2 separate regions of the Homo sapiens genome follow, and region 2 is linked to region 1. A link is an interaction called in ENCODE POLR2A ChIA-PET data of the cell type or tissue named here. Cell type or tissue: MCF 10A. All regions are shown on one strand. Each heading gives the region's core, and the rest is flanking DNA. Links, peaks and the distances in the headings are about the cores only. Region 1 overlaps FMNL2 (formin like 2). Region 2 overlaps FMNL2 (formin like 2).

Region 1 (5,383 bases), core at 74-5,073:
AGATCTCAGAATTCCTGAATCATTACTGTCAGGCGGGGGCTTAGGAATGTGCATATCTGTGTATTAATACTCTGAAGACACTCAGAGTTCTAGAAGGTGAATGCTGTCATTCATGTTCATCTTAGGCCTTAAATGTAGAAAATACTGACGTGTAAGGAAAAGCAAAGGTGAAACCAGCAAGTTAATTTTGTCTTGAAATGCCATCACATTTAAAGCACAGTTCTTCAGAAATCAAGTTAGAGGGATATTGCATGATATTTCCCTCTGTTTATCTAAAGTTATTTGTAGTATTTCTGTCCTGTGTATGTTATGAAAAGTCACACACGAGTCTGCTCATTCTTTGAGAGTCTATATTTACTAAGTCAGAAGATTTTTTTTTTTAAACCCTGAAGCATGAGAGATTTTGTGAGAAAGAAAATCTTTGCACCTTCCATTTTTAGAGAAAGGAATAGTAGAGAGTCAAGTGTGAAAACCAGCCACTGGGTTTCTTGGGAAGAAAAAATATAGTGTTAATGAGTAAGAAATGTTGTTTTGTATGAAGAAAGATATTAAAATTTATCTAAGGGCAGGTTGAGTTACAAGGAAAAAAATGGATAGAATTAGAAACAATTCCAACTGTGACTATTTTAAAATGAAATATTAAATTTGTTACAATTGAACAAAGGAGAATTTAGAATTAATGAATTGCTTTTCTTGTAATATTTTCTTTACTCATTTCTTCTTATTTCTTTAAATAAGGAAACCCAAGTCATTACTTGGCTTATTATTACAGGTTATCAACAACTTAGTAAAACGTGCATGAAATCTGTAAGGTACAGAGCCTAATTCGTCAGTAGCTTTGGCAGCTAGATGTGCTGATTCACTGTCTACCCATTGTGACTTCAGAGTCACAGGACTGTGGGTTAGAAGAAGGATACTAAGGGTCATCGGGCTCCAGCCGGCTCCAGCCGTGTCTTCGAGTGTCTGATAATGAGTTATTTAAAAAACTGAAACCCAGAATCACACCTCTCGTTCTTGCTTAGCTAGTAATACAAGCAGACATTCATACCTTGATTTCTTCAACATGTAATTGGCTTGTAAATCAGGGCGGCCATATAATTGATCATCCAGATTGGAGTACTTTTCGAGTGAAAGGGGGCATTGTTAATAATTATGCCAGGACAGCAGGCATTTTAGATTTGTACTCTATCACAAAGCTAAGTTCTAGCAAATGGTTTTGAAACCGTGTTTAGTCTGAAAGATTTCTTTAGAAGTTACATGTGAAAAAAACTTACCTAGATTGAAGTTTATTTGCCAAGGTAACTAGGGTGCTGCGTACTATGTGATAGCCTGGTTACATGGAACCCCTAGGGAAATATCTCGTTTTTATGATAAAAATTTCTTTAGTTGAAAAATTTGTGCATTTATTTCTCAAATCAATGTCCAACTGTTTTAATAATTTCTCATATGCAGCTTAAGATTAAAATTCTTCATAGAGGGCCTTTTATTTTAGAATATGGTCTTTCCTTGGTATCTATGGAGGACTGATTCTGGGACCCCCTCCCCATGGATACCAAAATCAATGAATGCTCAAGTCCCTGATAGAATGTATTTGCCTAAAACCTATGCATATCCTCCCTTATACTTTAAATCATGTCTAGATTACTTATAATACCTGATATAGTATAAATGTTATGTAAATAGTTGTTATACTATATTGTTTAGCGAATAGTGGCAAGAAAGTCTGTACATGTTCAGTACAGATGCATTTTTTTTCAAATATTTTTGATCCATGGTTGGTTGAATCCACAGATGTGGAACCCATGGACACGGAAAATGTACTGTGCTGCGGGAAAGTAGTAATATCAGGTGTGATGGGGGTGGAGGTAGATAGTATCTAGACTAGAGGTTTCCAAACTTTTTCAGTCATAGCATCTTTAGTGTCTCAAAAATTTTCATGGTGCCTCCTAGACCAAAAGAAAAACCTAACCATTCCATTTATTAAGTACTTAGGTCTAAACAACTATTTATGTTCTACTAATTTAGTGGCTGTTTGAGAAAATATTACATATAAATTGTGAGGAAAAAACTCATTTTATTCTTCTAAAAGCATAATTACTTATCAATATGTGTGTAGCTATGGGGCACTGCACAGCTTTCACACGTTGAATTCAGATTGTGCACACACTTCCTTTCCTGTTCAGTTTTCATTTTCTCTTGTTACTTGCTTTTATCACAGCAACTGCTAAAAAAACAGTTTCGCAAAGGTAAGATGTTATGGAAAGGAAATGTTGCGTGACTCAGGGTAGAAACTTGAACCACCTCAGGCTAGTGGCTTGTGCGGTCTCTGATTTTGAGTCTTGTTGCTTCCTTTGGAAATAATCCCATAGCTTCCATTCATTTCACTGTAGTGCTTGGGGGTGCCTTGGCACTCAATTTGAGAACCACAGATCTAGACATTTCTATTTAGTTCATTATTTGGCTGTTAGCTAAACATCCATTGTGTTTATGGCACCAGAAATTTTTATGTCTGTGTGTGAGAAGCTCTCAAAGCCATTATGTTAAAGAAACTAAGATGCTCCAGCACTTTACCCCTCCCTTCTTTGAATTAGGTTGTATCATATTCTGGTACTGAATAGCTAAAGTTTATTGAACACTTATGTCAGGCACTGAGCTTGATGAAACACTTTGCATGTGTTCTCTCATTTTCTTTTTGATTTTCATAACAATCCTGCTATATAAAGCTTCTTCTATCAGGCTCCTCCTGAAATCCGCTTGGAGTAGATACTGTCCTTATTTTACAGATGAGGAGACTAAAGTTCAAGTAATTTAAGTGATTTGCCTATGAACATCGAGCAAGTAGTTTCAGTTCTGTGATATAAACTTAAATTTTCTTATTTTACCTGAAGACTAGAATCTTTGTCTGCAGCCACAGCCTCTTCTGTGGACACTGTGCTACCGTCCATGTGTCTACTACTGTTTTGATAGGTACTTTTTGTGTTTCGTGGTGGTCCTAACAGGGAGATCTTTTTGTTCTCATTTTCAAATAGAAACACCGAGACTCAGAGAAATTTAGTTACTTGCCAGAGTGAACAGCTAGTAATTGGAATTTGAACCCAGGTATGAGTAATTCCAAAGGTTGTAATTGTAATTTATTGTGATGACCAGAAGACGTTTTCTAAAATTCTGGAGTTATTTCAGAGTCATTAAAGAAAGATTAAGTTACGATAATATGGCTTTTGTGTTAATTTGATAAATCGTATTCACTTAGAAATCATGCATGGTATGTGTGGCACCTCTCTATTAAACAGTGTGCCTGTTGCCCAACCATGTGCAATAACAGAGAATATATTGTGCTTATCATTTATAAATATATGTATAGAAGAGAGAGACAATGAATGGACCTATTTGTCAGTGGGCAGCTGACTGGGATGGAACACTGCAGCAACGCTGAAACGACAGACCCCCGAGATAGGATGGTGTGTGGAGGATCAGATTTTAAAGGCTTGTTTAGGGAGGTGTGTAAGTGCTAAGTAGTTTCTCAAGTTGAAAATTAGGAATCTCTTGATCCTGTCACTTCTCTATAAAACCTAATAATCAAACAGGGATTCATTTGCACTTGGAGTTGCATTTCCCTCTGGAAGAAGACAGATCTAAATCAGAGGTATGCTTCAAGTTGGCAAACACTTTGGGTGGGAAGCAACATTAGGTACTGGATGAAGTGCGTTGCATTAGCCCTGGGCTCCTTAGGACTTGAGGTGTAATTTGCAGAAGGATAGATTGGTTCATGTGAGTTAGCTATGGTTCATCTCTTGAGTGATGGGGGCGGAGTTGTTATAGAATGTAAGAATGCAAAGATTGAATGGTCAATGTGGTATTTTGGCATTCTTCCAAATCCTTGTAGCTCTTTTGGAGAAGCATAACACTGCTTTGTAGGAAAGAGAAAAGTGTTTACATCCAGAACATATTGAGTGGGTGTACTGAGTTCAGCAGCCAGGGTCGTGTCCCCCAGGCCTACTGTTGTGGTTTACCCAGCTGAGACGCACAGAGGGTCAATACAGTCAGATTTCTGCATCCTGCCACCCCCCGCCCATTTTCATCTCTGTCTTGCATGCATGCTTGCTTTTTCCTTTTTCTTGCCCACAACCAAGTCCAGCACTTAAAATGGAATAGTGCACACTCTAGGGCCTGCTTCCCAGAAATTCTTTGTCTGTAAATGTAGGTGTGCGCCCACCCTGGAAAATGCTTTCTTCTTATTGCCTTGCTTGGTGCATGCAGTGCACATGTCACCATGCTTCCTTGTTTTAGGCTGAAACCAGACCACACACTTGGGTAGCACTTTACACCTAGAATGTACCACTGTGGTGTGAGAATATAAAACCAGGCATAACTCAAATGACATGGATTTTATTTCACATGAACCTTTTTATCTCCAAATAGACAAACATTGAAAACCTTATGCCCCAACAAGAAAGAGGTACTTCTTATTGAGGTATCTAAGGGTACCTGTTTATAATATGATTTAGTTCAGCCATATTTAATAAATAATCTATTATTTAATGTTATAGTTGTTGTGCATTGTATGTATAAATTCTAAATTTCCATGTACCACACATCAGAATTAATTTTATTATGGGATTTTTTTTTTTTGCTCAACTCATAACTGTTAGATGTGTATTGTGTATCTGTCCATGTTCTGAGTATTATAGAAAGCATCCAAATATGCCAGAGAACTTTCCCTCTCATTGGATAAAAAGTGTACACATGTGAAATGGCAACCAATACGGTCACATTTGGTCCCTTGAACAAGTGCTATTAGAGATAATACAAAGAAAAGGTCACCCCAAACATGGTATATAGAAGACTCAGGTCTTGGGTTGAGATGTAAGTTTGATGGAGAGAAGGTGAGTGGGATGGTAGGAGAGGCAGGTCAGGTCCAGGCCTGGAGTATAAGAGAAGGTATATCTGTACTCTGGACCTTTTTTTTTTTTTTTTTTTTTTTTTTGAGAGAGGGTCTTCCTCTGTTGCCCAGGCTGGAGTGCAGTGGCACAATCATGGGTCAATGCAGCCTCGAGCTCATGGCTCAAGTGATCCTCCTGCCCCAGCCTCCTGAGTAGCTGGGACTATAAGCACATGCAGCCACACCTGGCCAATTAAAAAAGTTTCTCTTTGTAGAGATGGGATCTCACTATGTTGCCCAGGCTGGTCTCCAACTCCTGGGCCCAAATGATCCTCCCACCTTAGCCTTCCAAAGTACTGGGATTATAGGCATGAGCCATGATGCTCGGCCTATCTGGAGCTTTTAAATATATATTTTTAACTTTACAGAGTTGAAGTAAACTCTGTTAGTATTTGTATAATATTTAACAACCACGTACAAATAGATAATGACTAAATTTGACAC
Region 2 (5,383 bases), core at 144-5,143, 62 kb before region 1:
AAGAAATAATGATGGAGAAAAGTGAGTCTGTCCAGAGATACTTATAGACGGTAGTTGATTAGAGACGAGAAACGAAGGAGGTGAAGCCGGGGTTTCTGGCATGGGGAACCAGATGGGTGGTGGTGCCATTCACTGAAATAGGGAGCACTCAATGAGCAGATTTTCTGAGAGAGGTCAGGAAGCAGGATAGTGATGTGATGGTGTGTGTGGAGACCTGCAAGTCTGTCGGTGCACTAGCCTTCACTTCAGTGGGGAGAGGCTTCTACCACTTTGGGAACCATCAGTTTGGGATTGATAGTTAACCCATTGGAGTAGATGGGATTAGCTAGGAAGGTAGGTGAGAAGAGCACCTGGGACAGAATGCAAAGGGTCACAACTCATTAAGGGAAGCTAGAGGAAGAGGAGAAGGAATTGTTAGAGAGGGTCACAACACCAGAAGTGTACAGTGCTATTGTGGAGACCAAGAGGAAGATGTGTTTAGAAGGGAGGAGAGTAGAGCTGGGCGTGGTGGCTCACGCCTATAATCCTAGCACTCTGGGAGGCTGAGGTGGGCGGATCACTTGAGGTCAGGAGTTCAAGACCAGGCTAACCAACACAGTGAAACCCCGTCTCTACGAAAAATACAAAAGTTAGCCGGGCGTGGTGGCCGGCATCTGTAATCCCAGGTACTTGGGAAGCTGAGGCAGGAGAATTGCTTGAACCCGGGAGGCAGAGGATGGAGTGACCCAAGATCACATCATTGCACTCCAGCCTCGGCAACAGAGCGAGAGACTCCATCCAAAAAGAAAAAAAGAAAAAAAAGGAGAGGAGAGAAACAGCATCAGTTGCTGCTGGGGAATGCCAGGAAATTAAGTACTAAAGAGGGTTCAGTTGAGTTCACAACATGGAAGTCCGTCGTGCATTCACACAGTGCTGACTCAGCCTGCTTTGGGCCAGGCTCTACGCTAGACACTGAGGGTTCAACCATGACTGAGATTTTCTTCCAGTGGCTTGGAAGAAGCAGAAGGCAGCCAGCAATGGGTTAGGAGGGTCAGGACAGAAACTGACTATTTAAGCAGTAAGTTCCAGAAGACTGGAAGGAGAGAGGGCAGCCGAGTAGAGGGTGGGGTAGCTGGGGGATTTTCACGATGATGATGATGATGGAAGAGACTTGAGAGTGTTTAAATGTAATAGGAAGATTCAGAGGGAGAGACTGAAGATTTGGAAGGGAGAGAAAAGCTGGATAGAGGCATGTCCATGGGAGTATGGGATGGGAAGGAGACCACCGCCCAGACCCTGCATGGGTGGTCTGCATGACTATCCCACAAGAACCAGCTTGATATTTAGTCTGATTTGAGGGTGCTTAAAGGCCCCATTCGGGTTTGCCTCACTTAGGTGCCACATAGCCTTAATTTCCAGCATGAAAGATTTATTCCTTTGGACTACTTTCATTTAGAGATATGCAAGATATTCCTGGGGCAGGCAGGATAACACATTACAGAAATAGACTCTAACGAGCAAGTAAATACTTAGCTCCCCTTTATCCTAATGGGAGGTAGTGAGCTTGCGTGCTCAGGAGGAAGAGACTGAATCCTGGAGTCTGTCCTAGCCTGCCTAGTTTCAGTTCTGATTTAGTGGAGACAAAAGGCCCTGTATGATTTTAACATAGTTGTGGCAGCTGTTTCCTTGAGATCAGTTCAATAATGGTATTAAAATATGATAGAGTCGATTGAATGTTCAGCAAGCCTATGGGTAACTCAGTGTCCCCTGCTCCACCATGTGTGAGGTTACAAATGAGGTCATATGACCATCAATATTAAAATGTTGCCAGTAATTGCGCCCACTTAGTTGGTAGGCAGGATCTCAGTCCTCTTCATGACCCCTCTTGATTCTCTCTGAGGGCATCATACATGGTTCACAAACAGTTCTGTCGTTCTCCTCTGGCAAAGCCAGTTGGGGGAGGTATCTTGCTGTTGGCACTGTGGTTTTCCATAAAGATGGAAAGCATCTGCCCAGGAGTCTCCTTGAATCCCAAGTTGCAGAACTTTCAAAGAGCCAGTTTGTGCTGATACTATTGATCCTGACTACATCAGAGTCTCAATTCTTTAAAGAAATGGAGTCTTTTACACTCCAGTCTGTGTTTCACCTGTGTGGCTAACGTGGGCAACAGTGTCTTCTTCTTCCACTGTCTTCCCCAATTCTGTGATGCTTTTCCCTGTGGAAACTGAGTCATGCAGTGGACACCTGGGAAACGCCCTTGAGATTCTGCCAAAGTAAGAATCTCACTTTTGGTGAGTACTCCCCTCCTCCCAGAATAAGAGAAGCCTTGTATTCTGTAAATTAAACTTCAGTTTAAATGTCCTAGACCACTATTGTCCAATGGAACATTTTATAATCTGTGCCGAGTAACCACTAGCTGCTGAGTTAGTGAGTGTTGAAATGTGGCTAGTGTCACTGGGGAACTGAATTTTAAATTTTACTTAATTTTAATTACTTTAGAGTTTAATAGTCACAGGTGGTTAGACAGTGTAGCTCTAGACCAGTGGTTTCGAAATTTTATCATGCATCAGAATCAACTGGAGGACTTGTTAAAACATAGATTGCTGGGCCCTGTCCTCCCCAAAGTTTCTGATTCAGTTGGTCTGGATCAGGGGTTGAAAATCTACATTTCTTACAAGTTCCCAGGTGATGCTGCTAGCCTGGAGGAAGCCACATTTGGGAATCACCACTGTAGACTTTGTTCTAGTATTTAATTAATATGCTAACTCACACAGATAGAATTGCCATCAGCCAGTCGTCAGGGTTCCGGGTCAGCTGGTTGACAAGCAGCCTAGTACCTCCCCTCCTTTCCCATCCCTAAACCACACTGGCTTCTTTTTTCCAAAAACATTACAGCTCATCTTTAAGGGTGATTCATGATACTTTCTAAACAGCCACAGTAGCTGAAACATTGGACTACTGGGGAAATTCCAGCCTTGAACAGACTTTGGTTTTCATTCCAGTTTTACTAATTTGTTCTCTAATCTTACAAGAAATTAGACCATGTGTGTGGCGCATGTAGGCTGTGAGTAATTTTATCTTTGCCAAGCTCATACTTGGCATTATAGTCAGTGATTTCTGTGTCCATGCTGGCTAGCCTGGGCTCAGAGGGACTGTCCCTAAAATCATTTTTTAATGAGTAGCTTTTTAACCCAATGGCAAAATCATTTTTAATACTTACAAATACGGTCTAATAAATATTTTTTTTAGAATAACAGAGCACTGTCTTATGGGTGATTGTTTATACAAGGTCTTTCTCAAAAGCATATTGGAATATTTACAGATGAAATGACATGCTGTCTGAGATTCACTTTAAAGGCCTGGTTGGGGGATGGTAGCTGAAACCAGATTGCAAAATGTTGATGATTGTTGAAGTATACATGGAGGTGCAGTATACTATTCTTTCAACTTTTGTGATTGTTTGAAATTTTACATAATAGGTTAAAAAAAAAGCATGCTCTTAGAGAAACTAAATACAGCATCTTTGTGAAGTACCAGGTAAATAATTGACATTAAAAATGAAAAGTAGTTTGTTGGTTTTGTTTTAGGGAATTCAACTGGATAAAGAATGTAATGGATGATCTAAAGGAAATGGAAGAGAATAGCAATTGTGTAAATGTAATACATTATAGACCATTGTTAAGGAAGAATCTGCAGATATGCAAAGGACTTCGTATGTGTGTATGGTGTTTAAGTAGGGGAAATACACCCCTACTGATTTTTCTGTATACCATTATAGATATCTCTTCTTAACAGTTCGCAACACAACTGGTGCTCACTGTGATGTGTCAAAGTTTTATTTGATTTGGACAAAGGCAAAGATTTTATAAATTTAATAAAGAGGCAGGAAGGAGGGAAGGAAGTGGTAAGTCATACCACTGGAGTTCATAGGCAGCTAAACTTTTCTGGGTGGCCCAGTTTAGATTTTTTTAGTAAAGAGATGATATTTACCCTGAAAGAGAAGAGTTTAAAAAAAAGAGACTTTGTCAATCTTCTAAAGGTTGTGTGAATAAACTCACTTTTTTTTTTTTTGGAGACAAGTTTCTTACTTTGTTGCCCAGGCTGTAGGGTAGAGTGGTGAGATAATAGCTCACTGCAGCCTTGATCTCCCAGGTTCTAGCAATCCTGCTGCCTCAGCTTCTCCAGTAGTCGGGATTATAGGCATGCACCACCACACCTGGCTAATTTTTAAAAAGTTTTTACAGAGATGAAGTCTCACTGTGTTGCCCAGGCCGATCTTGAACTCCTGAGCTCAAGCCATCCTCCCACCTTGGCTTCCCAAAGTTTTGGGATTATTGGTGTGAGTCACTGTGGTCAGCCATCAACTTATTTTTGATTTAGAAAATAATCTCAGATTTTCTTCAGCTAGATGGTAATTGAAGTTGAGTATTTTAAATTTCTTTGACAATTACAGGAAGCAAAGAAGTGGTTTTATTAAATAGCAGTGAGCTTCATGCCATTTTACAGTATGTAACCGAGACCCATGTTTTCCTTTTGATGTAGTCAATTTGTTACCATCTTTTTCCACTTTGAAATGTCTCTTTAAATGCATTTTCACCCCATTTCTATCTTACATCACCTTCACCCCCTAGTGCAATCCCTACCTCCCTCTGCCTGGATTACTGCTGCTAATAACTTCCTTACTGGATAGTCTTCCCTCAAGAAGTGTCCTTTCCCTTCCCTTTCCTCCAGTGATTTTCCTTTTCTTTGACTGTCGTTTGGACCAAACGACTTAGCATCCATTTGTTCTTCCTTGTGTGTAGCTTTTTGTTTGCCAGTTACATAAAAAGTATGCCTGTGTATTACCATATGATATGACAGTAGGTATATAACAGTGCTGGTCTTCAGTTGAAAATATTTATAAAATGTAACAAGACCACTAGTCTCTTTAGTTTTTAATACTTAACTGTAATTTGATAGAGAATAAATTTTCCAAAGGTGGCATCTTCATTGATGTATTACTCACAAGCCTGCAGGTTGAACTCATGGTCATAGATGAGTTTCCACATGTTTTCTCCTATACCCATTGAATTCGTCAAAACATACCTGACTGTATGTGTAAGGGAGCTGCTTAAAGATTTTGGCAGTATAGGTTTTTGCACCTAGCATTTGCTGATTTCTTAAAAAAAAAAAAACACATAATAACAGAAGGCTATTCTGTATCTATTTCAGCACTGCTGAGTGTTTAAGTATTTATTGCTTAATTTTAAATTTTTGGATAAAAGTATTGGATAAAAGTTGCTTAGAAGCAACTTTTAGGGAGTTGCTTCTGAGAGTGTGTTCAAAGGGTACCTTTGACTCTTGTTGGAGTTTGAGTAATGTTCAAACAAGAGTAACATAAAATAATCCTCCAGTGATCTGAAAT

Evidence for each region. ChIA-PET counts read pairs that join two places held together with the same protein. Peaks named below come from ENCODE experiments on the same cell type or tissue, not always from the same donor. Only the 100,000 strongest peaks of a DNase experiment are listed, where the experiment ranks them.
Region 2: POLR2A ChIA-PET joins it to region 1 with 10 read pairs; 4 of 35 experiments call an interaction of 5 or more read pairs at or near these places.

What each region holds. Positions count from the first base shown.
Region 1 is chr2:152,504,780-152,510,162 of GRCh38, forward strand. All of the region lies in intron 1 of FMNL2 (formin like 2), which reads left to right. Among named protein-coding and RNA genes, the nearest start is that of FMNL2, 170 kb to the left of the region's middle. In MCF 10A, for the core only: no CTCF peak of the experiment used is centred there; DNase peaks (open chromatin) are centred at 882, 2,282 and 3,832.
Region 2 is chr2:152,443,065-152,448,447 of GRCh38, forward strand. All of the region lies in intron 1 of FMNL2 (formin like 2), which reads left to right. Among named protein-coding and RNA genes, the nearest start is that of FMNL2, 110 kb to the left of the region's middle. In MCF 10A, for the core only: no CTCF peak of the experiment used is centred there; a DNase peak (open chromatin) is centred at 2,917.